Linked DNA regions of Homo sapiens: regions 1 and 3 are each linked to region 2. A link is a loop called in an ENCODE intact Hi-C map of the cell type or tissue named here. Cell type or tissue: GM12878. All regions are shown on one strand. Each heading gives the region's core, and the rest is flanking DNA. Links, peaks and the distances in the headings are about the cores only.

What was found. Hi-C counts contacts between places; a loop is a spot of excess contacts. Peaks named below come from ENCODE experiments on the same cell type or tissue, not always from the same donor. Only the 100,000 strongest peaks of a DNase experiment are listed, where the experiment ranks them.
Region 1: it touches region 2 in a loop (6-fold over the local background); 50 of 110 quality-filtered maps call a loop at or near these places.
Region 3: it touches region 2 in a loop (10-fold over the local background); 101 of 110 quality-filtered maps call a loop at or near these places.

Annotation. Positions count from the first base shown.
Region 1 is chr4:77,955,344-77,965,494 of GRCh38, reverse strand. It overlaps the pseudogene LOC100128297 and the pseudogene HMGB1P44. Among named protein-coding and RNA genes, the nearest start is that of FRAS1, 97 kb to the left of the region's middle. In GM12878, for the core only: a CTCF peak has its summit at 5,726 (motif pointing left); a DNase peak (open chromatin) is centred at 5,704.
Region 2 is chr4:78,859,485-78,869,635 of GRCh38, reverse strand. BMP2K (BMP2 inducible kinase) reads right to left here. Exons shown (of 16, transcript NM_198892.2): 8 at 9,949-10,052; 9 at 8,168-8,247; 10 at 3,916-4,079. Among named protein-coding and RNA genes, the nearest start is that of PAQR3, 75 kb to the left of the region's middle. RefSeq lists an enhancer at 6,887-7,181. In GM12878, for the core only: a CTCF peak has its summit at 5,016 (motif pointing right); DNase peaks (open chromatin) are centred at 5,015 and 6,095; H3K4me3 peaks cover 487 bases; H3K27ac peaks cover 759 bases.
Region 3 is chr4:78,608,242-78,618,392 of GRCh38, reverse strand. It overlaps ANXA3 (annexin A3), which reads right to left. Exons shown (of 13, transcript NM_005139.3): 13 at 7,946-8,337. The coding sequence ends at 8,278. LOC124900721 (a long non-coding RNA gene) reads right to left here and starts at 3,600. Exons shown (of 2, transcript XR_007058152.1): 1 at 826-3,600. In GM12878, for the core only: a CTCF peak has its summit at 5,791 (motif pointing left); DNase peaks (open chromatin) are centred at 4,282 and 5,752; H3K4me3 peaks cover 289 bases; H3K27ac peaks cover 919 bases.

The DNA of each region.
Region 1 (10,151 bases), core at 3,553-7,552, 900 kb after region 2:
TTTCCTCATGTATATATGTTCATCTTATCTATACATATGTTCATCGCCCTCATATATATATATATATGTTCACCAAACGTGGACAAGATATAAATATGTGCGTATAAACTTGGTACAAAAGTAATTGCTGTTTTTAATGGCAAAAACAGCAATTACTTTTGTACCAACCTCATACATACATACAAATACATATATTTGTGTACACACACTAATGTGTATATATAAGCATTTCTGTTGTATATATACCTATGAATACATATATATTCTTTTCACCAGAAGTGGACAAGAATGTTAATAAGTAGCATCATTGTAATAGCCCTAAAACTTCACAAGAAGAAATATACAAAAATGTTCATATCAACGTTATTTGTAATACCCCAAACTGTAAAAATCCACATGTCCACCAACAGTAGAATGGATATTTGTGATACATTTAAGCAATGGAATATTATACAACAATGAGAACGAACAAACTACAACTACACACTGGATGAATGTCATAAATATAATGTTGAATGACTGAACCCAGACCTCCCCCAAATCACATATGATAATTATTCAATTTAAGGTAATTTTCAAAATCAGGCAAAACAAATATATAGCCTTGGAAGTGGTAATAGTGATTACCTTGAATGAGAGTGGTTTCTAAGGGGTTTCTAGGGTGCTGAAATTATCCTGTTTCTTGATCTGTGTGCTAGGTACATGTTTATTTTGGGAAAATTCATCAAGCTATACCACCATACTGTACCAAGCAAGGTTAGTGCCTACTGAAATTACCACCAGGACAGGGCTATCTAAAGACACATTTGGTAGTGTGTTAACTATATAAAAAAAGACACTGTACAGTTTAAAAACAAATCTTACACAAACTTACATTTCAATTTTTTTGTTTGAAAGGAGTGAATTGTGTACAGGGAGGTTAAATTCTTTATAGACAAGAAAAAAATGTGCTAACATTAACTTATTCATCAACATCTTCTTCATCATCTTCTTGTCCTCTTCTTTCTTCTCTTTCTTGCTTTTTTCAGCCTTGACAACTCCCTTTTTGCTGCATCTGGCTTTCCTTTAGCTCAGTATGCAGCAGTATCTTTTTCACATTTTTCCTTGAGCTTCGCAGCGTTCTTTGTATAAGGCTGCTAGTCATCTGCAGCAGTGCCATTCCACATCTCTCCCAGCATCTTTGCAACATCACCAATGTTTAGGCCAGGATGTTCTTTGATTTTTGGGTGATACTCAGAACAGAACAAGAAAAAAGGCTGAAGAAGGCCTCTTGAGTGTATTGGGATCCTTGAACTTCTTTTTTGTCTCCCCTTTAGGAGGGATATAAGTTTTCATTTCTCTTTCATAATGGGCTTTACCTACCTTTGTCATGTCTTCCAATTTTCCTTTTGCTTTAGCAGAAGTAGTCTTTCACCTCTCAGCACTTCTCAGAAAACTCTGAGGAGCTGACTGAGGCATCTGGGTGCTCCTTCTTGTGCTCCTCCTGACAAGATGGCACAAAGAACACATATGATGACATTTTGCCTCTTGGTTTCTTAGGATCTACTTTACCCATGTTTAGTTATCTTTCTTCAACAAGGCACAGAGTTGCCCAGTGCCCATCTGGCTCTCACTTGCCCCAGCACTCTCTCTATGGAGCTCAGTGTACTGCAATCAATTGAATATTTTTACCATAGAAATCTGTTCATGTGTAATTACATATGTTTGTATTTATGTTTAATAAAATGAAATTGGCATCTCTCCCCTCTAAAAAACCAATTAGTAATTTTTTTTGCATCCAAAGAATATTTGCTATGTATGTAAAAACACTTGGAGGGTGATGAAGTTAGTATTATGAATTCAATACAATGTAGTTAGTGATTTCATAGAACTGTAGGAGAAGACATTTAATAAAAATTCAAGTAATTAATGGGTCTAAGTTTTGTTGCCTCCTCCTATCACTGCTACTAATTCCTCCCAAATAGTCATCAAAGGTAGTGACCTAGTATAGTGGCATCTGTTGGTTTTGCCTGCCCAACACCCAGTAGCCCCTTTTTTTGGTAAAGTCACTTCAATATTTCTTTGGGGAATTTCTTCTACCCTACCACATGCACTTTGGTGAGATTATCAATTCTGCCTTCTTCTGACCAAGAAGTGGGCATGTAAACCAAACTAGGCCAAGCAGATTCTCTCCCCTTAGAATTTAAATCTTGAGTGACACAAGGTCAGAAAACAGAAATAATTCACCTTGACAGTAGCTCTCTGAGGAGGCTGTTCATTGGTTTCTGTGACATAGATCTCTTACGCTGCCCTGCTGCTTCCTGTCCTTTTCAAGTTACAGTTGTGTGGCTTTTCCTTTGATTCTGTGACCCACTCTATATCCTTAAAATACATGACTCTCATTAAGTCAGTCAATTTCTGTTGACTGTAGTTGACGAACACTGATACAGCTGGATATAAATACACTCAATAAAAAGGTCACTATTATGCAAGAGAGTCCATAGCATTTAAGTTTTGCCTTACTTTGTGCCAGAATTTGCTTCTTTATAAAGTCTATGTTAGTCCTGCCTAGCTCTACTTCCAGAGCTTCATAGTGTACATATATTCTATCCTTTAAATGGCACATGTTTGAAAACTACTATCATTTTTCCCCATATGCTTTCTCAGCAAAATAACTCATTTTCTCATTTAAAACATATATGACTACTACACACCCACTAAAATAGCTGAAAGAACAGACAGTTCCAAGCGTCAACAAGGATGTGGAGAATCTGGAACACTCATGCATTGCTGGAGGGAATGTAAATGGCATAGCCACTTTGGAAAATAGTTTGGCAATTTATATAATTTATAAACGTACTTAATATTTTCAATGGGTTTTAAAAATAAATGTAATTACCTATTGTAATGTCATCTTAGGAAACAATTTCATGAAATCATGGCCTTTATGTTAGTTATCTTATCCTACAATGCATTAAAGATATACTTAATTATTAATTTAAAATGTGATTTACTTATAATCTAAATTAATTCCTTGTACCACGAATGGTACAACTCCTCAGAGTTTTCTGAATACATATATTGATTGCCCTTTGGGAAACACCAGGTTTTTGTCTTTAAATTAAAATTTTGAATAAAATAATTTTCATTAAAGCAATAACCAACTTTGAAAGCAGTATTATAAAGTTTTACAAGCCAACCCATCAGAGAAATGCAAATCAAAACCACAACAAGATACCATCTCACACCAGTTAGAATGACAATCATTAAAAAGTCAGGAAACAACAGGTGCTGGAGAAAATAGGAACACTTTTACACTGTCGGTGGGACTGTAAACTACTTCAACCATTGTGGAAGACAGTGTGGCGATTCCTCAAGGATCTAGAACTAGAAATACCATTTGACCCAGCCATCCCATTACTGGGTATATACCCAAAGGATTATAAATCATGCTGCTATAAAGACACATGCACACATATATTTATTGCGGCACTATTCACAATAGCAAAGACTTGGAACCAACCCAAATGTCCATCAGTGGTAGACTGGATTAAGAAAATGTGGCACATATACACCATGGAATACTATGCAGCCATAAAAAATGATGAGTTCATGTCCTTTGTAGGGACATGTATGAAGTTGGAAACCATCATTCTCAGCAAACTATCTCAAGGACAGAAAACCAAACACCACATGTTCTCACTCATAGGTGGGAACTGAACAATGAGAACACTTGGACACAGGTTGGGGAACATCACACACTGGGGCCTGTTGTGGGGTGGGGGGAGGGGGGAGGGATAGCATTAGGAGATATACCTAATGTAAATGACGAGTTAATGGGTGCAGCACACCGACATAGCACGTGTATACATATGTAACAACCTGCACGTTGTGCACATGTACTCTAAAACTAAAAGTATAATTAAAAAAAAAAAGTTTTACAGGCCAAGTACGGTGTCTTACATCTGCAATCCCAGTACTTTGGGAGGCCGAGGCAGGAGGATTACCTGAAGCCAGGAATTTTAGACCAGCCTGGACAACATAGCGAGACCCTACCTCTACAAAAAAAATTAATTAGCCAATCATGGTGGCATGCTCCCGTAGTCCCAGCTACTCAGGAGGCTGAGGTGGAATGATTGCTAGAGCCCAGGAGTTTGAGCTGCAGTAAGCTGTGATCGTACTACCACACTCCCGCCTAGGCAACAGAGCAAGACCCTATCCCCACCCAAAAAAAAAGAAGAAAGGAAAAAATAAAGTTTTAGGTAGCATATAATGAGATATAGAAAGTGTTAGGCCTTTTATTCATTTAGCAAATACTTCGAGTTTTTTTTTTTTTTTGGTTGGCTTTTTATCAATGGGAAGTGACTGAAGAGTCAGAGATGTGGAAAACCTCCAGAACCGGGATGTCTCCCTTCTACTCTATGTCCGACATAAACATGCAATTTCAGGGAAGAGGGAGACCTCCACATAGGAAGGAGAAAAAGGAAATATAACAAAATGTTAAGTGGTTGTTTTAGGAATTCTGGGTCATTGAGTTCTTTCTTTAAATTCTTAATTATGTTGATTTCTCTACTTGCCAAAATGTAATATGCTTCCATTTGTTTTAGATAAAAACCATACAGTAAAACTTTTTGTTCTTTTGGATACCTTGGATAAAAAGATATACAAATATACCTTCCATTGTTGATAAGAATACATTTCTAATTGTATATTTTTATTCAAAAATAAAAATTCAGCCAAGCCCCGGAGCTTGTGCCTGTAATTCCAGCACTTTGGGTGGCTGATGCGGGCAGATAGCTTGAGCCTAGGAATTCGAGACCAGCCTGGGCAACATAGTGAGACCCCCATCTCTACAAAAAATAAAACAGCCAAGCATGGTGAGCACCATGGCATGTACCTGTGGTCCCAGCTACTCAGAAGGCTGAGGTGAGAGGATCACTTGAGCCCAGGAGGCCAAGGCTGCAGGGAGCGTGATCGCACCACTGCACTCCAGCTGGTGCTGGATGACACAGCAAAACCTTGTCTCAAAAAAATAGTAACATTTTTAAAGTAAAAAACAAAAATTTAATTGAAGATATCAATTTTTATTTTAAAAATATTGATATTTACATGCAACCTTTTGTGACTAATTATGCTGCTGCCTCGTTTTGAGAACTACAGTTCTCAAAGCACTAGAAAAGGTGTTTGGCTCGTTATTATGTGAAAAATATAATCCAAACAAAACAAACAAAAACTAACGGTACTCAATGGCTAGAGTAAAACACAAAAACAATGGGTTCTGAAATAATGCACCTAAAATCTTCTTGTAATTATAGCTTGACAATTTTTAAAGCTCTATAGGTTCAGTAACATGATATGTGGGATTTGCTTGTAAGTTCTGCAGAAGGGATGACGACAAGCTGGGGGCTGGGTACATGGAAGGGACAGGTAAAATGGGAATAATAGCAGAACATTGATCATTGCTGAAGCTGAATGGGTATTCATTATTGTATTTTCTTCATATTTGAAAAATTCTATACTAAAAGTTTTAAAAAGAATTTTTACAAACCTCTAAATACGCATGATCACAGAAACAGAAAGCAACCTCTGTTATATTCCCAAAATAGAATGAAATAAACAAACAAAAAATTCACTCTGAAATAAAGCTCCAGGTGGCCTATAAAGTGTTTTGTGTTTTCTATTTGTACAGGCAAGTGAGAAAACAATTATTGACCAGTAAGTACGCAACTGTTTTTAAGTTGTATGAAAGGCTGTTATCGCCACCTACTGGACTCTGTTATTGACTACTTGCTGTAAAAAATTAAGATTTTTTTAAAACCAACAATCATTATTTAACAGGTCCCCCCATCCCATCTTAAGCATCTAGTTAACAAAACAGTATAAATAAAACCATCAAATTTATGTTCTTGTTTTTATATTAGTAATGCTAATTAATGTTATGTTACATCACTTCTTAGTGTGAAATGCCCCCTGCTAAAAAGGTATATATCATAAAATTTGGGTTTGAAAGTACATTGATGATCATCCTATGATGTTCTTGTTTTACAGAAGATCACAGAACTTGAATTGTTTTCCCATAGGGTAAGAACCCAGAATTTAAATTATTTACACATAGGGATAGTCCAGAAAGTTATAAACTAGTCCTGGCTCTTAAGTTCAGTGCATTATTTTTTTTTCATTTGTCTTTTAAAATCTAGACCTATATTGCAAATTTTATATCTTTTATAACTTGGCTAATTGCACACACCAGTGATTCTCCACTCTGGTGCATCAGAATGACTTGTGAAAGTTTTAAAATAAAGCTGGCACCAAAGCCAGAGATTTTTATATCCAGCCAGGGTTAAAAGAACTATTAGTAGATACCAGTGGTTCTCAAAGTGTGGTCCCTGGACAAGCATCACCATCATCATCATCATCATCATCATCATCATCATCATCATCATCATCTCGCCATCACCTGGTTAGAAATGCAAATGTTCACAGTCCACCCCAGAGTACTGGGTGGGGGGCTGTAATTTGTGTTTTGCAAGCCTCCAAGTAATTTGGATACAAGCTAAAGTTTGAGAATCACTATTATTTACTACAAAACCGGTAAATTTCTACTCTTTTACATACAAGAATTAATTTAACTGTAGTAGAGCCCTCTGGCTGTGCGTGTCTGAGGATCAGCCTCCGGGGGCTGGACAGTTTGCTGAGCCCCTTAGTGTCCCCTGGCGCTAAGACTCACACAGCGGTCACGTCCAGCTACCTGCGTCCTCCAAGGTGCCTCTGTTCATCAGGAATGGAGCCAGTAACAGCAGGTTCAAAGATTTATGGCATGAATTTGGTCATTATGATCCTATAGTTGATGTGTATGTTCCACTTGATTTCTACACTCACTGTCCAAGAGGAGTTGCTTATGTTCAATTGGAAGATGTTCGTGATGCTGAAGATGCTTTACATAATTTGGACAGAAAGTGGATTTGTGGATGTCAAATGGAAACAGTTTGCACAGGGGGATTGGAAGACCCCAAATCAGATGAAAGCAAAGGAAGGTAGGAGTGTGTACAGTTCTTCACGCTATGATTATGACAGATATAGATGTTCTAGAAGCCAAAGTTATGAAAGAAGATCAAGAAGTCGGTCTTTTGCTTACATCTATAGAAGATCTTGTAGTCCTAGAAAGAGTGGATGGACTGGAAGACCATGGTGTAGCAGAAGCCATTCCAGCAATGATAGAGTCAAACACTGAAATCAGTCTTTTTCAAGATCTAAATCCAATTCAAGATCAAGGTCCAAGTCCCAGCCCAAGAAAGAAATGAAGGCTAAATCGTGTTCTAGGTCTGCATCGCATGCCAAAACTAGAGGCACCTCTAAAACAGATTCCAAAACATATTACAAGTCTTGCTCAAGACATAAAAAGGAATCAAGGAAAAAAGAACCGCCTTGTTCCAAATCCCAGTCAAGGTCACAGTCTAGGCCTAGGTCAAAATCTAGATCAAGATCTTGGACTAGTCCTAAATCCAGTGGCTACTGATAGTATAAACCATGATCATTTTTAGGCACGTATCGTTCATTCGCTCATAGATTGGCTTAAATTATCAGGAATACAATGTTTAACAAACACTTGTTAGTTTTCCCTGTACCAGGCAATGGTTATATTAAAATGACATGCTGTTGAGAAGCCACTCTTGAGTCCAGTTTGTTTAGTGCTATGGGCAGCTACCAATTTGTTGTGTCTGTGTATATTTTTGTAAAGATTCTCGTTTTTATGCTTGAAGTATTTGGTGAAAAGATGTTGGTTAACCATAATTTGCAACATTGTCTTACTAAACTTTCATATTAATATTTGGTAGAACTGTTAACCTAGGAAGGAGTAAGATAGAGTGTTACAAAAGTGAAGTTGTGGCCACAGTACAACACTGACTGCTCAGACACATTTAGGTTCAGTGTGGACCTTTATGTCTTATCAAGATGTCTAGGCCCTTGATAATAGTTTATGATGCAATGTGGATTAGTTCTTTTGTTAACTCCACCGTCTTGGGGAATAATGCCAACTGAGTTATGTAGTATTTTCAAGGAGATTAAGTTTTTGACTGAAACATGGAGCCTTTGCTTTTTTTCTGATTTCTATAGACTTGGAACAAAAAAACATCAGAAAGACTCACCTTAAAATTTGAGGGGGTCAATGATGGCAGAAACAATTTTAAGGGGAAAAGAATGTTCTTATGTGGTTATTCTAAAATTTAAGAAGTACTGTTGACCATAACATTGCTTAGTTTTCTTACTGCCCTTAGAAACGAGTGAATTGTTTCAAAGTAGGCTATGTGTCGGGGGCGGGTGTATAGTGTAAAATAACTGAAATGTTGATGCTTACAGCACTTGGTCTATACATTCGTATCAAAATTTGCCTGCTTCTTTATGTGGGAGGCTTGCTTTTCGCACCTCAGTTTATTTAATGTGAGGCAAGTTCAAAAACAACACATTCATTCTAGGTGATTCTGTGGTGCCATGAAATTTAAAATGATTTTGGAAAAAAAGATTAGTCAGTTTTAAGCATGAGTCACATCTTTTGAATTTTTGACTACCAGTGTAGTACCTGACTAAAAATAAAGAAATAATACCCTTTACCATTTATAATTTCTAGTACTCCTCTGAAAGATTGTTTTGGGGACAAAAGTGACTTGACATGTCTAATCTCATATTGCATAAAAAGCTAGCACCTTTTAAAATCTCAGATTGCTTGCTTAAAGATATAAGTAAGAATTATGGAGAAGCAATTCCTTTAAGAGGATTACTTATTTCAGTTGTTTTTAGTAATCTAGGCTTTGTCTGTAGAGAACAAAACGATGGCAGTAAGCTGAGATAGCTCAATTGGGAGAGTATTAGACTGAGAACAAAACGATGATTTTTAAATACTACATGCTAAGTGCTTAAGGGGTTGATTGTAGGACCTTTGTATATTTGATAGTATTTCTTCCATTTCTTTAGTGTTTGCAGTTAATGTTCTGTTCTGCTACGCAATCATTTATATGCATGTTTTTTTATTTTTTAAAGATTTTCCTGGATGTATAAACAACAAAAAGTGTATTTAAAACTGTAGCAGTAGTTTGCAGTTCTAGCGGAGAGGAAAGTTGTAGGGCTAAACTTTCTACTTTTTTTCTTGTAGAAGCTTCTAAAAAGGCATTTTATAGTTCTCTTTAACAAATATTGTGTACAGCTTTTAAAACATCAATATTTGGATCAAAGCAAGACCCAGCTTATTTTCTGCTTGTTGTAAATTAAGCAAACAGAAATAAAAAACTTTATTTTATGAAGGAAAATTTTTCTTCATTTTGCTATAATAAAAACAAAATGAAGAAAAAAGATTTGATTTACTGTTCTCTAAGAAAAAAAGAGATTTAAATTTAGTAATATAGTGTGATTTTACTCTTTTTCCAGAAGCATACACTGAACAAAGCTCTAGTTAGCCAATAGGAAAAATGCTCTAATGGAAGAGTGGAGAGTAATTTATTCATAGGCCAGTTAATAAGACCCTGGAATGTTCCTGCCTAGAGCAAATTTTCCAACCATATTTCCTTATTCTGGCTTGTTCTGCTCAGTAAGTTACCTTTCTAAGACATAATAAGGTCTTTTAGTCACATCAGACCTTTTGACCCAGGAATGCCACTTCTAAAAATTAGAAAATAAATTACGCTCCAAGGATTTCTCCAAAGCACTGTAAATAATGGGGGGAAGGGGATCCTGGAGTTAGTTAAATGTACAACAATTGAGGAATGAGTCCATAAAATAGAACATCAACAGGATGGAATATTGTTCAACCATTAAAATGATGCTTTTCATATGGCATTTTAAATATAGGAAATGCTTACTTTATAACATGTACACACACAGATACATACACACTCACAACTGAAGACAACAAAGTACTAAAATATTAATGCTGGTTATCCTTGAGTAATAGATTATGAGTGATTTTAAAAATATTTAATCAGTATTTTTCAATAAATTTTTCAATAATGACTTATCCATTAATTAAAATAAAATCTACAAATAGCAGAGCTTCTACTTTGTGAACTGAGATCTTCAAATAATGATTAATCTGTAAGCTTTCAAAAAACAACTGTGGGAAATGGGTAGGTATCTTTTCCTCTCCATCCTACATTACTCTTTCCTCATCCCACTCTAACTCT
Region 2 (10,151 bases), core at 2,885-6,884:
ATTCATGGAGTACATATTGATGTTTTGATACATATTTTGCATAGTGATCAGATCAGGATAATTAGCAAAACGGTCACTGCAAGCATTGTCATTTTTTTGTGTGTGTTGGGAACACTCAATATCCTCTTTCTACCTATTTGAAATTATACAAAATATTGTTAACTAGTCATTCTACAGTGGTATAGAATGCTAGGATTTATTCTTCCTATCTAGCTAAAATTTTATATCCTTCAGTAAATCTCTCCCTACCCCTCACTTCCCTCTATCCTTCCAGCCTTTAGTATATTTTATCTCCTTGAAAATTTAATAACAACAGCCCCCTAAGTAACTTATAGGTTAAAAAAAAAAATCACAAAGGGGCCAACGTAGAGCTCAGGCTGTGGCTTCAGAGAGTGGAAGCCCCAACCCTTAGCAGCTTCCATTTGGTGTTGAGCCTGTGGGTGCACAGAAGTCAAGAACTGAGGTTTGGGAACCTTGGCCTAGATTTTGGAAGATACATGGAAATGCCTGGATATGCAAGCAAAAGTTTGCTGCAGGGGCAGGGCCCTTATGGGGAACCTCTGCTAGGGCAGTGCAGAAGGGAAATGTGGGGTCAAAGTCCCCACAAAGAGTCTCTACTGGGGCACTGCCTAGTGGAGCTGTGAGAAGAGGGCCACCATCCTCCAGACCCCAGAATAGTAGATCCACCTACAGCTTGCAACATGCGCCTGAAAAAGCTGCTGATACTCAACGGCCAGCCCATGAAAGCCGCCGGGAGAGACACTGTACTCTGCAAAGCCACAGGGGAGGAGCTGCCCAAGACCATGGGAACCCACCTTTTGCATCAGCATGACCTGGATGTGAGACCTGGAGTCACAGGAGATCATTTTGGAGCTTTTAAATTGGACCACCCCACTGGATTTCAGACTTGTATGGGCGCTGTAACCCCTTTGTTTTGGCCAATTTCTCCCATTTGGAACGGCTGTATCTACCCAATACCTTATCCCCATTGTATCTATGAAGTAACTAGCTTGCTTTTGATTTTACAGACTCATAGGTGGAAGGGACTTGCCCTGTCTCAGAGGAGACCTTGGACTGTGGACTTTTGGGTTAATGCTGAAATGAGTTATGACTTTGGAGGACTGTTGGGAAGGCATGATTGGTTTTGAAATGTGAGGACATGAGATTTGGAGGGGTCAGGGGTAGAATGATATGGTTTGACTTTGTCCCCACCCAAATCACAACTTGAATTGTATCTCACAGAATTCCCATGTTGTAGGACGGACCCAGGGGGAGGTAACTGAATCACGGGGGCGTCTTTCTTGTGATAGTGAATAAGTCTCATGAGATCTGACGGGTTTATCAGGGGTTTCTGCTTTTGCTTCCTCCTCATTTTCTCTTGTTGCCGCCATGTAAGAAGTGCCTTTCACCACCCGCCATGATTCTGAGGCCTCCCCAGCCGTGTGGAAATGCAAGTCCAATTAAACCTCTTTTTTTCCCCCAGTTTCTGGAATGTCTTTATCAGCAGCATGAAAACGAACTAATACGTATGTATAGTATGACTCCATTTATTTTATTTTATTTACTTACTATTTTTGAGACAGAGTCTTGCTCTGTTGCCCAGCCTGGAGTGCAGTGGCATGATCTTGGCTTACTGCAACCTCCACCTCCTGGGTTCAAGTGACTCTTGTGCCTCAGCCTCCCAAGTAGCTGGGATTACAGGCATATGCCACTACACCCAGCTAATTTTTGTACTTTTAGTAGAGATGGGGTTTTGCCATGTTGGCCAGGCTGGTCTCGAACTCCTGGCCTCAAGTGATCCACCCAACTCGGCCTCTCAAAGTGTTGGGATTACAGGCAGTGAGCCACCATGCCCGGCCTCCATTTATTTTAAATACAACATGAATTATTTATATCTGTATATACACATGTAAAAACATAAAAAAGGACTGGGAAGATGACCATTAAACAGCGCTGGTTAACTCTGGGAAGAAAATGGAGGGAGACATTTACATTTTCACTGAATACTACTGTATAATCCGAATATTTTAAAATACAATACTCACGTGTTAATTTTTGTATTATTTTTAAAGGGTGAAGAAATGTTAAAAAAAAATGCACTTATTGGGGGAAAAAGCGGAACATTTTTCCAACTTAAGCTGAAAGCATGTAAGAAAGAGAAACACGGCCCCTGACATCAGGATTAGGCCTGGCAATCACAGCTAAGTCTTGGTGCTCTCCTGTTGAATAATCTCATACAACATTAGACAAGGACACTATGACTTTGATGGATCAAAATAAGACCACTCCAAAATCATGTCTGAACAGCGACAAAACCATGAACATTGTCCAAACCCCAAAAATGCCTCAACATCTTTAGCTACTGAGGCTTTAGCTTCCTTCTTTCTAGACAAAATTTATATTAAGAAACCTAAACATATCATAACACCTCTTGCTTTTTTTTCTTTTTTTCTTTTTTTTTTTTGAGACAGAGTCTCATTCTGTCACCCAGGCTGGTGTGCAGCAGTGAGATCTTGGCTCACTGCAATCTCCATCTACTGGGTCCAAGGGATCCTCTGCCCCTCAGCCTCCCCAGTAGCTGGGACTACAGGTGTGTACCACCATGCCATTGCTCAGGCTGGTCTTGAACTCCTGGCCTCAAGCAATTCGACCTGCCTTGGCCCCCCAAAGTGCTGGGATTACAAGCATGAGCCACTGCACCCAGCTTCATATGCCCTCTTCTTGACAGTATCCAATACAGAGCAAAGCCTACTTCCCTTTGAGTTCGAGACCAGCCTGCCAACACGGTGAAACCCCATCTCCACTAAAAGTACAAAAATTAGCTGGGTGTGGTGGCAGGCCCCTGTAATCCCAGCTACTTGGAAGGCTGAGGCAGGAGAATGGCTTGAACCCAGGAGGCGGAGGTTGCAGTGAGCCGAGATCGTGCTATTGCACTCCAGCCTGGGGGACAAGAGTGAGACTTCATCTCAAAAAAATAAATAAATAAAAAATAAAAACATCACCTTTCCTGAACATATACTTTACTTGATAGTAACAACAGTAGTTAATAGTTAACATTTATCAAAGGCATACCGTGTATCAGGTAGCACATTAAACAGCCATTTAATCCTCCCAATAATCCTATTAAGATAGGTACTAGTACTTTTAGAAGCTATATTACTAAAAAATGGGAGAAATAGGACTCAAATCAGGTTCGTGAGACTCAAAACGTACACTCTTAACCATTAGGGTATCCTCATTAAAAACATTTTAACATTAAAACACGACAGATTTATCATGAAATAAAGTGCAAAACAGGATTTCTTTAAGGTGAGTCTTCAGGTTATACTCCCAGATCCTTGAGAAAAATAAGTTTACTCAAATGTTACGGACATTTCTTTGGGGGGAAAAATTTTTTTTAAGTACCACACTGTACCATAATGCTTAGGAGATACTTTAGATGAGTAAATTTTTCTCAAAATCAGGTAAGTTTTTATGTTGTAATGTCCATATGGATGGTTCAAGATAGCCCTTCACCAAGGCTCTAGGTGCAATACAAAGACATAAACTTTGTAAGACTAGTGTTTCAACTTTCTTTCTCATATAACATAGACTTTTTCCATACCGTTGAACTTTATTCCCAACCTCAAACCCTATTAGTTGATGACTCTAGGGATAAGAGTTTGTATTTATAGTATCAAAGCAAATTGTGAGTTTTTTGTACCATACTTTTATATTGCCAGTAACTTCCCTTTGCCTACAACAATTGAATTGTTGAGAAACCAACTGAATTTATTAGACATCAATAGAAAGTTTCTGAAAGCATTATGTTATCTACTTTACAATATTAAGGATCACCTGAGGTCAGGAAATCAAATCATGAAAGGTTTATTAACATTAACCTTTAAGAGGATGAGGTTGGCGGGGCTCTATTACCTTTTGGTCTATGGTTACCGAATTCACCAGGAGCAAGGACTTTAACAGGTGTTGCTGAACTTTGAATGGTCAGCACACTGGGAGTGGCAGTAGTAGCAGAGTTGGCCTTTGGTCTTTGTCTTGGTGCAATTGAGGTTTCTGTTGGTCCAATGGTATCTGTTATTCTACAACAGAAGAATATATTTCATTCTAAATACTGGGATTATTTCTAATTTACTATTTATTCTATAAAGCATCCAACTCAACAGATACATTTTAACTATTACTGATAATCGCATTAGTCCTCATCTTTCTCCTAAGGCTCATTTTCAAGTATTAAACGTTTACTAAACACAGAAAAATAAATAAAACTAACAATTTTCCTTAAAACAGTACACAACCATTCATAATCTCCTACTGAAACCAGCAGAAAAAGAATATAGTCCCAGAAACTGCTCTTAAGGAGATGAAATGATACTGAAAGGAAATAAACAGAAACCTTTTCATAAGCTTTTGGACAAAACTGACAGCCACTCTCTGAACTTGTCAGGGAAATAAAAATAAGAAACAACAAGGAATAATCTCCCTTTACTTGGACTCCAAGGCATAAAAAAAGAAAAGACTGTGGCCTAGGGCACGTTAAACAAAATAAGCCAAAACTTTTAACAGATGCCACCTGCTCACATTCAACTTCTTGAATCTTTAACTTTGCTTTACTTAGAACACAGAATGGAAAGTATATAAAATTTATCCCACTAGGACTTAGTTTAGGCCCCAGATGTGAGTGGTTAAGCAGTAAACACAGTTTTGAAATCAAGAAACAATAAATATAATTTGAGAAGACACCAACATTTGCTTTTTTTAAAAAACAAAAAAGGTAAAATATTTATATATTTATCAACTTGCTTTCTATAAATTAAGTACAAAAACTCAAATACTTGTTAATAGGACCAAATGTTCACTTTCCAACAGGATTCACAATAAAATATCTTTATTAAATCCCCTTACACATTTTCAAGTGAATACTTAAAATTTTTACATACATATGATTTATGAAGCACACATCTGCTGCATTTGCATCTATCAACAAGTGCACAGATCCAGTTATTTCCCAATATCTGTGTGTACCACAAGAGGGAGCCCTATTAACAACTATCTTTCCAAGAGGTACCAAAAAAAAAAACGTGACACTGAATCAAAAGATCTTAGAATTATATGTATGCCGTTTTCTGAAAGTAACACTTAAGCTCTAGATGGGATGGGGATGGTAAAAGACATGAAAATTTAACTAATAGGCCAAATATATACAGATATTACATATATATATACACCGATATATATATCGGTGTATATATATATGTAATCAATTATATCTTGTTTTAATGATAATCAAGTATTTACTGACATTAAATTATTGATGTGGCATTACAATCAATGCTATACTCCCTAAGCTCAAGTAATTTGGGGGAAATATTGTACACAATCTCTCTCTTTAACTATCCATTCTGTATTAAACGGCTAGTACAGGCCAGACCTGATGTTGCCTTGTTGCTGGTCTAAACCCTCTTTACAGATTCACAACACACGTAGGCATAGCAAAAGCCCTAAGAAGCATATTAAAAGTCTGTATACTTTGTTCACTCTGATGTCTCTGTTTTATCAATACAGTAATATGTATTGTACATTTACTGATATCCAGCAAAACACTGCATAACACCCTGTCTTCAAAGAATTTACAGCATACCTAGGAAGACAGGGCATATGTTAGTGGAAATGTAATAAATATAAGATAGTAAAAATCATCAGTGCCAAGCTAGTGCTGTCAAGAATTTATGGAGATGTAATTGTACTTTTAACCTAATTTGGCTACAGAAGGCTTCAGGTAGAAACTGGGGTTTAAAATTTTCATAATAAGTTTGACTTTATTAGGCAGTGACAAAGAAACCAGGCATTCTATGTGAAGGAATGGGAAGAAAATGCCTGGGCAGATTAGGCATAGGGAAGATACAAAATCGACTGAAGTTAAAAACAGTAATTATTGCATCGATACTGCTGTACAGTCTCATTTTCACTATTACAACAGTCACAGAGCTGTTTTTCTGCTTCCCTTCTTTTCTCCTTGCCATCACCTGAACAAAATCATCACAGGTTTCCTAGAACTCAGACTCACACTCTCCTGCTTAAAATCCTTCAATGTTTCCATCTGCCAGGCCAGTGATTCTCAGTGTCTCAATCTTTAAGACATGTGTCAGATAAATTTCACATCTTAAACCATACTAAGAGCAGATGCAAAGTTTGGGGAGATGAGAGCGACCTTTTAAGAAGGCAAAGAATACCACAGATTGAAGGCAGCTGAGAAACCCACAGGCGCTTTTTGAAAACGTGGGTAATGAAACTGCTAGTAAATGATTTCTCCTCCCAAAATGTGCTCTTTACATGGAAAAAACTAAATTTTTTAATATTAAGCTTTGTATACATTTAGATTTTTTCAAGTTTTCACTAATATTCATAAAGAGTAAATTTATATTAGTAACCAATAAGTACCAATCAACCTTATTTTTTAATATACATAATGTTCAGATTTAACATACTATAAATAAGCACTGTGAATTTTAATAGCACTATTTCATTGTCTTGTAACTCTAAAGCTATAACTTGCATTAGGGTGAAAAAATAATCAAATCATCATTCTTGTTCAGCTGACTTACGCTTTTTTTAAAAATCTGCACCTACTTTCTCAAAGATTTAATTATTTACTAATTATTTTAAAAAACAGAAGTCACAATAAAATTCAACTGACAAATCCTACAATAATTCATAATTAACACTCAACTATAACAGTGGATGCTAATTAAAGCTATGTCATAGATAAGACCAATTGCTGTTCAACCTGGATTCCTGCAAGTTAGATATAACTTTACACCTTCACCTCTTCTCAAAAGAACATTTTGAAATTCAAGTGAATGAAGATATTTTTAAAGTAACACCATTTTTTAAAATAAGTCATTCGCAAATGAAATTTTAACAATGTATAAGTAACAGATCATTTACAACACAGTCACAACCAAGTCTCAAAGAGTAGAACTGACTAGAAGGTTGAAAATTAACTGACCTATAGGCCAAAGTCCAAATTTCTCAGCATGATATATAAACAAAGTTGTTCATGATTGGCATTTATCTACCTCTCCAGCTTCATTTCCCACTACTCCTGTATATGTCCCCTTTTGTCCTAGTCCTGTAGTTTCACAATAGTCATTCTTGCCTAAACTGCCTGCCTGCTATAATTTCACTCCACACCCTTCCAAGTGATTGACTATTCATCATTCAAGGAAGAGTGCAGCAACTCCCATCCGCAGGGAAAGCATCCTTTATGTGCTCCTGTTTTCTCTGTTCCCAGTCTTTCCCCTCCTCCACACTCTCAAAGTAGCCTAATATCTATCAGGTTGTAATCGTTTACTTGTCAATTAGAACGTGAACTCCTTGGAAATAAAAACTGCTTTTTTTTTCTTTGTGTTTAAATTGTCTACATCTTGCATATAAAAAGCATATGAACAAATATATTTTTGTATTGTGTAAACAAATAAACTTTGCATAAATAGCATACAATACAAAATTGCTGTGACCAAGAAATCTCCCCAAATGTAGTATTATACCTGTCTGATAATCTAAGATATAATCCTGCTTATTAACTTTTAAATTCAAAAAAGTGTGAGGGGGGGAAAAATCAATCATTAACAGATTCAGTCTTAACTTACATAATATAGTTCAAACTTATTATTAATATAATAAATACTCTGAAAAATAAGATTGAAAACATATACCAGCCTTAAAAAGTATTATAATCACTCATTACAAATTCTACAAAGTACATACATATTCTATATATTCTAGTTACCTGTAGGAGCTATTTTTTTCTTTCCTTAAATTAAAAAAATAAACATCTATAAACTCAAAACATAGTATTTCCTAAACTAGAGTTGCTATGTGATGAAAATGACAAATCCTGTCCAAAAAAAAGACCCGCTGTCACATCATCAGTTAAATAATCACTTGTCATAGAGTGAACAGTTCCAGTGAGATGATGCCAGACTCCTTATCTAATATTTTTAAAAGCTTATTTTGTATTTGCTATCTCAATTATACCACATACAATAAGCAACACAACATTCTTTGTGGATGAAGATGATATTTAATCAATTACACTTGCTAGGATTAAAAACAAGACCTATCATTTTTTTTAATGCCTTTTCAATTTCAGCATAGTTTTGCCTACCTGGCTTTTATTTGGCTTTTCCTAGCAGCTGCTTCACTAGCAGTCATCGGTTCAGGAAGAGCTGAAGGAATAGAAGAATTCTTGGAAGAAAAAAAATAAAACGTCTCATTTTAGTTTTTTATTTTAATTGCAGAAAGTTTTTGTAAGCTATGGATATATCATTGAACTTTAAAAGTACTATGAGACACTATTACTTTCACATCAGATACCTATAAATTATTCACATGTATTTGCCAGATCTAATCTGCAAATATCACTACATGTTACACAAATGTCAATTTCATATTCATGTGCCACAGAAACCTTGGAAAATAAGCAGAAGAACACCACTGTATCCATTTATAATTGGGTAAATCTTGAGTAAAAAGAAAGATTATATTACACTCGTAAATCAATAACTATTTTACATTTTGGAAAAAGCAACAAACACCAAGGATAAGAATTAAGTGTTGTTTCTACATACTACAGATAATTTTCAAGACACAGAATGTAAGGCCTGGAAAATGAGGGCAGAAGGCCTTGTTTATTTGTCTATACCCAATGTTTAGTTCTTTGTAGGTACTCAATAAATACTTGCTGAGTAAATGTCGAATGAGTCTACTTATCTACTTTTAGAACTGCAAAGCTTTCAGCTTCAACAGAGAAAAGAGTACATCAATATGGCGAGGGCTTCACAAAAAAAAAAAAAAAAAAAAAAAGGAAAGGTACCACATTCCTTCTTTTTTCTTAGTGGGGTAGATTAAGTTACACATAAAGGAAACCCTACAGAAACAGGTCAGGCCAGAATGATCTTTACAAAGTCAAGAATGGCTTATAATCAGTGATGATTGCAGAACCTTTATTAAGATTGGCAGAGACTTGCCATACACCATTCACCTAAAGTAGTTAAATGCACTGTACAGTCAGTGAATAAAATTGAAAGCTTTTGAATAATACTAACTATTGCCAACTGAGCACCTTCCATGGACTAGGCACTGGGTTTCACATGTAATCCTTATAATTACTATCCTTGTTTTACAGAAAAAGAAATGGACATTAAAGTAACTTACCAAAAGATTCAAAGTCAGTCACTGATAAGGACAAAACTGAATCTGGGTCTATTTACATTGCCTGTGCTTTTTAAAAAAAAACTTTTTTGTAGTTTTAGGGGATACAAGTGCAGCTTTGTTATAAGGATATACTGCATAATGGTGAAGTCTGGGCTTTTAGTATGACCATCACCCAAATAGTGTATATTGTACCCATTAGGTAACTTCTCATCCTTCATCCGCTTCCCACCTTTCTGACTTCCAATGTCTATTACTCCACTGTCTATATCTATGCGTACACATTGTTTAGTTCCCACTTAACAAGGCCTGTGCTCTTTATACCAAAGTTTCCCAAACTTACTCAGTTAACAGTGCTCCGTGTCTCAGTAATTGTTTACAACACTTCTAAGAAAAAAAAAAAAAAACTAACAGTCCTGTTTATTAAACTGTTAGGCCCAAATAACTTAATAAAATTAGTTTTGTGCTAAGTCAGAAAGATGTCCCTGTGTTTTCCTCAAAAATGCAAAATATTCTGCCTGAGTCTGCTGCAGCTCCCCAAGGTATCTCAGTGCATAGTTTGGGTACTGAAGCTTTATACCACAAATATCAAACACACAATCAGATCACTTGTCATGAAACAAGAAACTCTGAGTTTTAGCAACAGCAACAAAAAAAAAGTAACTCTGAAAGTAAATATATTCACATACGATAAAATGAATTTTAAATTCATATCCTACTTGAAAATCTACTTACATTGATGTTGGAGACTGGACAATCCTTTTTGGCAAATTTAAATGCAAAATATGACACTTGAAATATATCAGGTCTATGTTCCGGATCTGGTTCAAGCATGAACCCTGCAAGAATAGATCAAAATGTTAAGAAGTTTTATGAAACACACATTATACTACTTAGGGGCACATTATAAGGATAAAAAATATGTATTTTCTGTTCCA
Region 3 (10,151 bases), core at 4,037-8,036, 250 kb after region 2:
CTTGTATCTTCCATGACAGATCTAAGCATTCCATCCTTCCTGGCACCTGGGTCTTCCTGGCACTATGAATTGATAAATTATTACTCCTATCTTAGAAACAAAAGGAAATGATGGATCAGCGAGGCTAAGTAATTTGCCGAAAGTTACACGGCAAGTTGGTGGTACTGAAACCAACATTGTATGGCTCTGGCATCTTTCCTTCACATCTAGGAAAGGGAAGGCCAGGGGGCCTGTTTTTCCTGAAGAAAGAAGACAGGACCATCACACTGAGGAAGCCAAGAAAAGCAGTGCAGGAAAAGCCGGGCAAGTGCAGTGTTCCCAGAGACGTAACCAGAGAAAGATCTGTGAAGTTTCCTCACAGGGACTTTCTCTGGGTGGATTCTAGATTCTGGGAAGCCGTGGGCCTCCCAAGAAGTTTTTGGCAGCACCTGGTCCAGCCAAACTACATATTCAATACCCAGAAGAGAGAGAGAGGAGAAAATCAAGAATGGACAGTTTGTTGCCTGGTGGCCAGGGAAGGTCCCCATATTGAAATAATTCAAAGTAGACTTAACAGTGCAAAGGCTTCTTTTTCATGTCAACAGTGCTGAGGTTAGCCAGAAATTAAAGCAGAGGAGGTTAGGAAGAGACAGGAGGTAGAGAGAGGAAGGAAGTGCTTTTCTCCCCACCACCGTCTTCTCTCTAGAAACATGTTTGAATAAATTGGAGACATTCTCCAGTCATTGCTGCCTAATGGAGTTTTCCATTGACAGAAGGCTCAGGTGTGGGCTGGTTACACAGAGGATCTGAAATAACACTCAGGGGCCCTGTGCTTTTTGGTCCTACCTCCTTGGAGTCCTGAAGACTGAGGTGAGGCACAGGAAGAATTGGAAAAGACGCATGTCTATCCATACCACTCACTTCCTAGGAAAGAGTCAGCTCTGAGTGTACACAGGATGGGTCTTACATGGCTCCAATCCATGGCAGGGTGGTCTACTTGGCCCTCTTATTACCTGTCAGTATCTGGGAAAGCAGGCAATAGAATTAGCATCTATTCTGTAAGCTCCAGCATGGAGAAGACTTAAACTGATCTCTAGTTATCTTCAATAGATAGGATACCGTAATAAGATTTCTGAAATCAGAGAAAGAGAGAAACAGAGAAGCCAGACTTTCCATTAGATACTTCAGAAACAAGAGGAACACACACAAAAAATAAGGATGGACTCTGATATTCAGTGCCCAGTGATGGCCTCTTCACTGAGGATTAGTAGCCCACTCGGCTGGGTGTGGTGGCTCACACTTGTAATCTTAGCACTTGGGGAGGCCGAGGAGTTCGAGACCAGCCTGGGCAACACAGTGAGACCTTGTTGCTATTTTTTAAAAAAAGAAAGAAACAGAAAAGGATTAACAGCTCACTTAACTCATGTACTATTTGATACATTATTTTCCAATATTATCAAATACGGGGATCTTGTTCTTATCTCTACTAATCTTTATATCTTCAAAGCCCTACCAATCAATTCCTTTAATACCTAGCTCAGAGGTGACATTCCTGGTGAATCCTGCCCTGCATACTTAATTAATCCTTCATTTGAGTTCTAGGTGCCTTTTAATAACCAAATTTTCTTATATGTCATGTAAAGATATTCTTAAATTATTAAGTCAATAAATTTAAATTTACTTAGAAAACACAACTTTGACAAAAAAAGAAAAATGCATCAGCTGTAATGCTACTACCCAGAGATAAACAGTTACCATGGTCATGTACATTTTCCCAGCCCTTCTGGTGTCAACTAAAGAAAAAAAAATCAAGCTTGTAAAGAATGAAAGGTGGTTGTATTTAGAAGTCTTACTGAGGACTATAGACTGAGGCCTAGAGCCTGGGAACAGTCCTTCAAAGAGGTTCTGTCAGACTGCTCTGAAATGGTGTTTTAGCTCACAGTTTATATATGAGTTGTGAAGGTTTAGTACTTGTAAAATCACATCAAATGTGTGCAGAAGTTACATTAAAGCAGAATCACATCGAAGTTTGGGTGTAAGAGTACAGCTGGTTATAGATTACAGAGGCATCATCACTAACCCCATCAGATATTACCTTACGTGTAAGAAAAGGCAGGGAATAGAGTCATTTATCTTTTAAGGAACTTAGTGACTCAGGCAAGAGACATGATGGGGCCATGTGCTCTATCCTGCTTTGCCTTCAAAGCATATTTCCGGAGAGCTGCACGTCGTCACAGAGTTAGGCTTCGTGAAATTATGCTGGCATGCAGAAATGAGCAGACATGCCTCCTTACATTTGCTATGTTGTCTCACACTGGTTTTCTTTTTCTGTTTCGTCAAGCAACTTTTCTTCCATTTAGCAAAATATCATAAACATCTTTTGTGTGTATCTGTATCTATTTCTATATCTATCAGTATTTCTGATACTTAGTAGTCCGCAGCATTTTTACTAGCATTGTTACAGTACATATCATATTTTACTATAGTTAATTTTAAGTAGCTAGCATTTACATATGCTTACAATGTACTGGGTCATTCTAAGTACTTACATGCATCGATCCATTTAATCTTTGTAATCCTAGGTGGTTGGTCTAATTACTACTATCACTCAAATTTCACAGATGAAGGAATCTGAGACATAAAGGGCTTAAGTAATTTTCCCACGATCACACAGCTAGAGACTTTAGAGCTGTTAGAGCTAGAATTTGTCCAGCTAGGCTGACTCCAGACTTTTAACCACTGTGCAATACAACTTTAACAGTCTTTAACTGAACACCTAGTAATTGGCAGTTGCTTCAAATATCTTATCCTTTAACTCTGCAAGTTGCAAAGAGTGTGAGAATTTTGTGTGGAAGCCACATTTGCTTAATCCCCAAACCCACCCACCGCTATCACCACTATGCTGTCCTTGCCAATTAGCCAAGTATCTGTCTTTCCTCTCCTTTGCTTATTCCCCAGATCGTCAACTCCTTGAAGTCAGGAAATGTGTAGCTTTCTTCACTTTTATAACTCCAACACCTGGCGTAGTTTCTGGACTACAGTTACCATGTAATAAATGTTGGAAGAATAAAGGTTGGAAGGAGTTTGGTTTGACTGATAAAAACCAAGAAAAATATTTTTCATGAAGTTATCAGATGTCAAATTCTATTTAACACCGGTTTAAATAGAATTTGCAGACATGATCTGGAACTTTCTTTGTGGACTTGGCTCTCTGACACAAAACAAAACAAAAAATTTAAATGCAACTTTGGAAATCTCTAAACTCTTCTGAGGTCTGTGGCCAGGGGCACCAATGCAAGCCAGTTACGCTGTGGATTGCTGCAGTTCTCTAAAAGGAGGGGTGAATTTGGGCTAATTCTCACCAACTCCCTACCCTTGTGACCTTTGTTCTTCTCTACTTTCTACCCCACTGTGGCATGCTCTTTTTCGTAGGAGCTGATTTTATCCCAATGTTCTTTTTCAAAACTTCCTTTTATCTGGTGGTTGATATTGTAGCAATTGGCAAATCACATCTGTCGCTTCACAGCAAGTCTGATGCTCTGCCAGGTCACCTTGGACCACTATGTTTTTTTTTGAGATAGAGTTTCACTCTTGTCACCCAGGCTGGAATGCAATGGCACCATCTCGGCTCACTGCAACCTCTTTCTCCCATGTTCAAGCGAATTCTCCTGCCTCAGCCTCCTGAGTAGCTGGGATTACAGGCATCTGCCACCACGCCCAGCTAATTTTTTTGTACTTTTAGTAGAGACAGGGTTTCACCATGTTGGCCAGGCTGGTCTCAAACTCCTGACCTCAGGTGATCTGCCTTCCTCGGTTTTCCAGAGTGTTGGGATTACAGGGGTGAGCCACCACGCCTGGCCTGGACCACTATTTATTGCCACATCCAGTTCCACAAAGTTTATGCCCAAAGAGGTCACATGTACATTTTGATAGCTAGTTTTTTCTTATGCATGGTTGTGTCATAAAACCTTTCAGCTGAATGGGCTGCTCTGGTATTCTGGGTTTGGGATTTCTTTTAACAGTTTACTGCAGCAGCCATTCAATGTTACCTCCTACTCTGTAACCCTCCTCCTCATTTGAAATTCTCCTCTCTCTCACTGTTGACTTTGTAAACTCTACAGAAATAGGCAAACTTTGGTTTCAGAGGAGGGCTGGCCCTGGTGGGTAAAACTGGCACAAAGCTGAGTTTGATGAAACTGAAAGAAATATAGCACCAGTAAAAAGGCTTCAGCACACAGCAACCTGTACTTGCTTGACTCTCACAGTCCCACGGGAGACATACAGAGTGGGTGGGAAAGATCTGAGTTTGTCAGTTTGCTGGGGGTGGGGTTGAAAAAAAATTTGGGGTACTTTCCGTGGCTCATAAAACACAAGGTTTCACAGGCAGGAAATTGCCAAGAAGTTTGCTTTATCTTCTTTCCTAATTGCAAACTAGAAGAGGTAGCTTTACAACATCTCAAAATCCCCCAAGTGATTAGAGCACTGTATAAGCAATTGTAAGTCTTCCAAACTGAGCCAGAGAATAATGGCTAATGTTTATTGAGCACTTAACGGGTGCAGGCACTGTGGTAAGTGCATCACCTAATCTGGCTTATTGAAACCTCACGCCTACTCTGAATGATACTTGCATGGCCATCCTGGCTTTACAGGTGAGGAAACTAAGGTACAGAAAGAGTAAGCGACTCACTCCCTCACATGTCATACTACTGTCAACTGATGGGCAGGAAATAAGACTAGGAAACTTTCTTCAGATCCTGTAACCTCATCACTGAGGTGAACACAGTTGGCTCTTATCGTTGGAGGACACACTGACAACATATTAATAACACTGATTTCAGCTGACAGTTCTCTGAAGCTTCCAAGGCCTCAGAGTTACTGTCGCTGAGTAGTACTAAAACAAGTATCGCTTATTTATTCTACAAATGCTTGTTGAACACTTACTATCTGCTCTTCACTGGCAACTCACCATGCCAATGCAGTTATTGGTAACTAATTTTTATTGAGTTAAATTTTTCACATGCTTTATTTCATTTCATCCTTGCACATATTTAAGGTAGGTGCTGTTATTGTCAGCTAAAGAATTGAGTTGTATGGAGGTTAAGTATTTGTCGAGCACTGTTATCTACGCTGCTGCCATAAGTGGTGAAGCCAGGATTTGAACCCAGTTTGATATGACCCCAAAATTATTGTTTTAAAGACAAAGTAAAACTGTGGGTTATCCATATGGCATGAAATTGGGGAAATGGAAATAGGGGAAGGTACATGGAAGAAATGTCTGAACTACTGTACACTATTTTAAAAATTTCCTCAATACATTCTTACAAATAGGCTAGAGAATCTCCTATTCAACATCCTCATTTGCCATTTTTGCAGCTCCTGATTTATAGACCAAACATTCTGTTACTGTAGCGTGAAGTGTACAAACCTTCTGCTTCTGCAGCTCACCAACCACAGAGCCCAGGACTCTCTGCAGCTGGCTATTTTTCTCTTCTTTCAATCTTCAGGGACTAAACTTAGGGCTTAATGAGATGACATGAATGCACTCAATTCTGCAGGTGATCCATGTCAGAGCTAATGCACATTCATGTAAATGAAGATGGTCCTGGGAATCCAGAGAAGCCAGATGATTAAATTAAATGTTCCACATGTTTCCTTAAGAAGGAGTTTACAGTGACAATAAGATTTCTGAACCATGACAAACCTTCTATAGAAGAAGTTTCCAACAGTTTAGATTTGGCCATGTTATTCTGAAGCAAGTTAAGTAGGTTTTGCCATTGGGATGCAAGGCCGTGGGGTTCACTTTGAACTTGACATGCCACCTTGTGGAAATTGGAGGCAATAAAAAATGTGGCCATTGAATACTACTCTATAATAATTATATGATACAGGCTAACATTTATTAAGGGCTTACCATGTGCTATGCACTATGTGGAATACCTTTTAAGTGTTTTTTTTCATTTATTTTTCAAAACAATCTTATGAGGTAGGTACTATTGTTGTCCCATTTTAAAGACGAGGAATATGTGGCTTAGAAAGGTAATTGCCTGAAGTCCAATGCATACAAGGCAAAACAGATGTGAGTAGAAGGGTTAGAGGGTTACCTCATTGGGGCTTTTTTTTTTTCTGCAGAATTCTCTTGTGTGATCACTACTGTGTTCAAGTTCTCACCTTCTTCAAACTCACTCATGCACAGGTAAGGTTTTTTTGTTTTGTTTTGTTTTTGAGACGGGGTCTTGCTCTGTCACCCAGGCTGCAGTACGGTGGTGTGATCATAGCTTACTGCAGCCTCAAACTCCTGGGCTCAACTGATCATCCCACTTCAGTCTCTTGAGTAGCTGAGACTATAGGTGCACACTACCACACCCAGCTAATTTTTAAATTTTTCGTAGAGACAGAGTCTCCTGATGTTTCCTGGACTGGTCTCAAACCCCTGGGCTCAAGTGATCCTTCTGTCTCAGCCTCCCAACATGCTGGGATTAGAGGTGTGAGCCACTTTGCCCAGCCACAGATAAGTTTTAAAGTCCAGATGACCCGGATCTTAAGCCTTGGCTTTGCCACTGTGTAACCCTGGGCTGGATACCTAACCTGAGTCTCATTTTCCTCACTTGCAAAACAGGGGAAATATTGACACATGTAACCATGCTTTGTTTCAGAAAGTACTTAATACATAAGTGGTATAACAACTCTGAGGATGAATGAGATCTAAAATAAAGATTCACTGTATTAAATGCCTTTTATGTGCTGAGCACTGTTCTAATCTAAGCACTAGGCATTGAAAACTACAGTGGCCCTGGGATGGGATAAATTCTAAGGCAAAACAGTGGTTAAGAGCCTGGACACTGGAGTTGGACTACCTGGCTCTTACAGTGACAAGTTACTTAATTTCTCTAAGCTTCCATTTCCATTTCTATATCTGTGTTGGTATCTACATTGTAAGATGCCTTGAGGATTAACAAATTAAAATATACTACACTGTTTAACATAGTACCTAATACATAGTAAGCACTCTATGAGTATTAACATTGATTTATTGCTTCGTGATATACTTACTCACTAAATCACTTACACTAAAATCGTGAAGGCATACTTGACTGACACTTGGTAACTTTGAATACCATGTTTACTCAATTTTATCTCCCAAATATTTAAGTAGTTGTTTTCATTATCTCCTGCCATCATCTTAGTTATGACTGACATTTATAGTATTGATTACAGAACTAACTTGCCAAATGAGCTTCCTGACTCAAGCAATCCTCCCACCTCAGCCTCCCAAGTAGCTTGGACCACAGGCATGTGCCACCATGCCAGGCTAATTTTTGTATTTTTGGCAGAGACAGGGTCTCACTAGGTTGCCCAGGCTGGTCTCAAACTCCTGGGCTCAAGCAGTCCGCCTGCTAACCTCCCAAAGTGCTGAGATTACAGGCGTGAGCCACTGCACATGGCCAGTACGATCATTTCTATTCTGGTCCAGGAAAATAACTCTAACTGGAATTTTTTTCACTTTATCTATTTCATATCAGTCAAGGTATTTCATATTAGGTCCCACTCAAAGATGGCATGATGGATTCTTTAAATGCATAGTTTTGCCAACTCAAGAGAAAAGGAAACCTTAGAGGCTTGATTCTAAATGCCCATTCTGGGAAAGTAGTATTTAGCATGAAGCAACCATAATTCATGCTTGCCATTCAGACAGGAAGTGGTTAGATTAATCCTTCAGCAGATGTTTTCTGAAAGCTGAAATAACTTATCATGCATTACCACTCCTATAGCTTGATCACAACTACAAAGGGTAGGCCAGGGTCACATACATCTTCATCTTATTCCTTTCTTTCAAAAAAGTGTGATTAACAAGGTGATAAACTGAAGCAGTAACAGCTTCTATACAGAAACATGTTTTAAAATATTAGTTGTTGGCACCAGGCATCAAACAATGTTGGCAAGCTCTGAAAGCAAACAAAGAAATTACTTTTAACAAAAGCAACAATTTTTATTATCTTGCTTTATATTTAATGGAGTAGAACTATAAAGATTCTTAACTTTGAAAGCAGAAATATAAGTTGGATAGTAGTTGCAGATCTTTAATACCATTTTCAATTTCATTTATGAGCTGCTACATTATAAATGAGATGCTCTAAAATAATAATCGCTTTTGTTGTTGTTGTTATAGAACAATGAAAATTCCTGTTAGGAACACAAGTTGCTGTTTATATTTGCTTGTTCTCTTAAATAGTATGAGAAGAAGTAAGGTGGAGCTGTTGGGAAAGCCCATCGTGGACCTTTGGAGATTATCTTCTTGGTTCAGTCATCTCCACCACAGATTTTTAAGAGTGTGATTTCATAGTCTCCAGAAGTATCCGACTGCAAAGAATAAAATCAATGAAGAACAAATACAGTATAAATAATGGGAGACCATAAATGAATCAAATCCTATAGCACTAGGGAATTCACCTGGGTGTGAGACTCATGAGCTATACCATTTAGTAAAACATACCTGCAATTCCATCATTCATTCATACCTGAGTGTAATTACGTTCTGACCAGCATCTTCTTCACTGTAAGTAATATTTAGATTCTTCCTGATATACTGCAGTTAAATTTCAATTTTGGTTTAATAAAATAAGATTGCATCACTTACATAATATTGATTTCTATAAAAACTTCAAATTTTAGTTTTAATAATATTTATCGAACACTTGCTATTCAAAAGGCTTAATGTGTATTAACTACTTTAACCCTTTTAAAAGCTCTCTGCAATAGGTACTATACGTATCCCCCATTTAACAGATAAGTAAAATGAGAAAGACAGGTTAGGAAACTTGCCTCAAATCTTATCGAGAATAAGTGACAAAAGCAGGATTTGAATCCCTATATCCTGGCTCCTTAATACCCTGCTACACTGCCTAACTTAGGAAAGTGAAATGAACCACATTTTTAAAGAATATGTTTATCAGTTCCTTTTCCCAAGGCCAACCAAAAATAGACTGTTGTCCAGAAAAGATACTACGTGAGGTTGAGGCTTAAAGGGCAAAGATACCAAGTTTGTAACGCAAAAGACTTCACAGGAGGTAAAACTTGGCTTTCAACCTGGATTGTGTAAGATGCTCACATTATTTTTATTTTATTTGAGGTAACCCAACCAGTGAGCTCTTCTTATCACTTAAGTTTCACATTTGGAATGGCTGTTACTGGGGTGAATATTAGAGAAAGTGGTAATATAAAGGAAGTCTCAGAGAAGGCTCATTTAGTGAAGAAGTTAAGCATTACTTTCATAGTAAGACACAATAGGCCTTTATATATATTTTTCTGTTTTCTTTATTTCTTGTTCATTTGTCTGTTTCACAAAATATATGACAATATTCTTCGTTTTTATATAGATTTTAGTTCTTATGCTATTGGTTTTCCTGTCTTGCTCTGCAATAGCAGAGCTGACAAGTCAACAATGCTCCAGCTTTGTATTAAAAGAGCTCCTTCTAGACATCTCTGATCAGAGTTGTAAACAATTAGGCGTTCTACCAGTTAGTCAAGAAAATACATCCAAGTAACTCAAAGTATATTTACACCGCTAATGACTTACTTGACCTCTCCACATGTCTTACATGGCTCAAAGACATCTCAAACTCAATACATGTAAAACCAAACTCATAAACCTCCCCCCACTCCCCCAAAAGAAAAGGAAACAAACAAACAAACAAACAACCTAAAACCTGATCCTCTTGCAAGGAATGGCGCCACTGTCTGTTTTCCAAGTTAGGAACTTGAGTGTCATCCTTGCTATCTTCCTTTCCTCACACCAAGATATTATACCAAGTCCCTTAAGTTTCAACTCCTAAATATCTTTTGAGCCCTTCTTATTCTCCAGAATAAGAAGATCTTACAGGGATCTTTTCATGATCCTGATACTAACTCTTCAAGAGCTCATGCCCAGAACTCTTCAATGGCTTCCCCTTACTCTTAAGCTAAAGCCAAAATTCCTTAAACATTGCCAAAAAGGTCCTGCATGATCTGGCCCCCACATCCTCATTTTTCATTATGCTTCCTCCACCATGAGGCCTTTCCATTTGTCATTTCTTTTATTAGAATGTTCTACTGGCTCCCTTACCTCCATACATTTTGCCTTATTAATATCTACTTATTTTCCAGATCTGAATCATGACTTTCTCATAGAAGCCTTT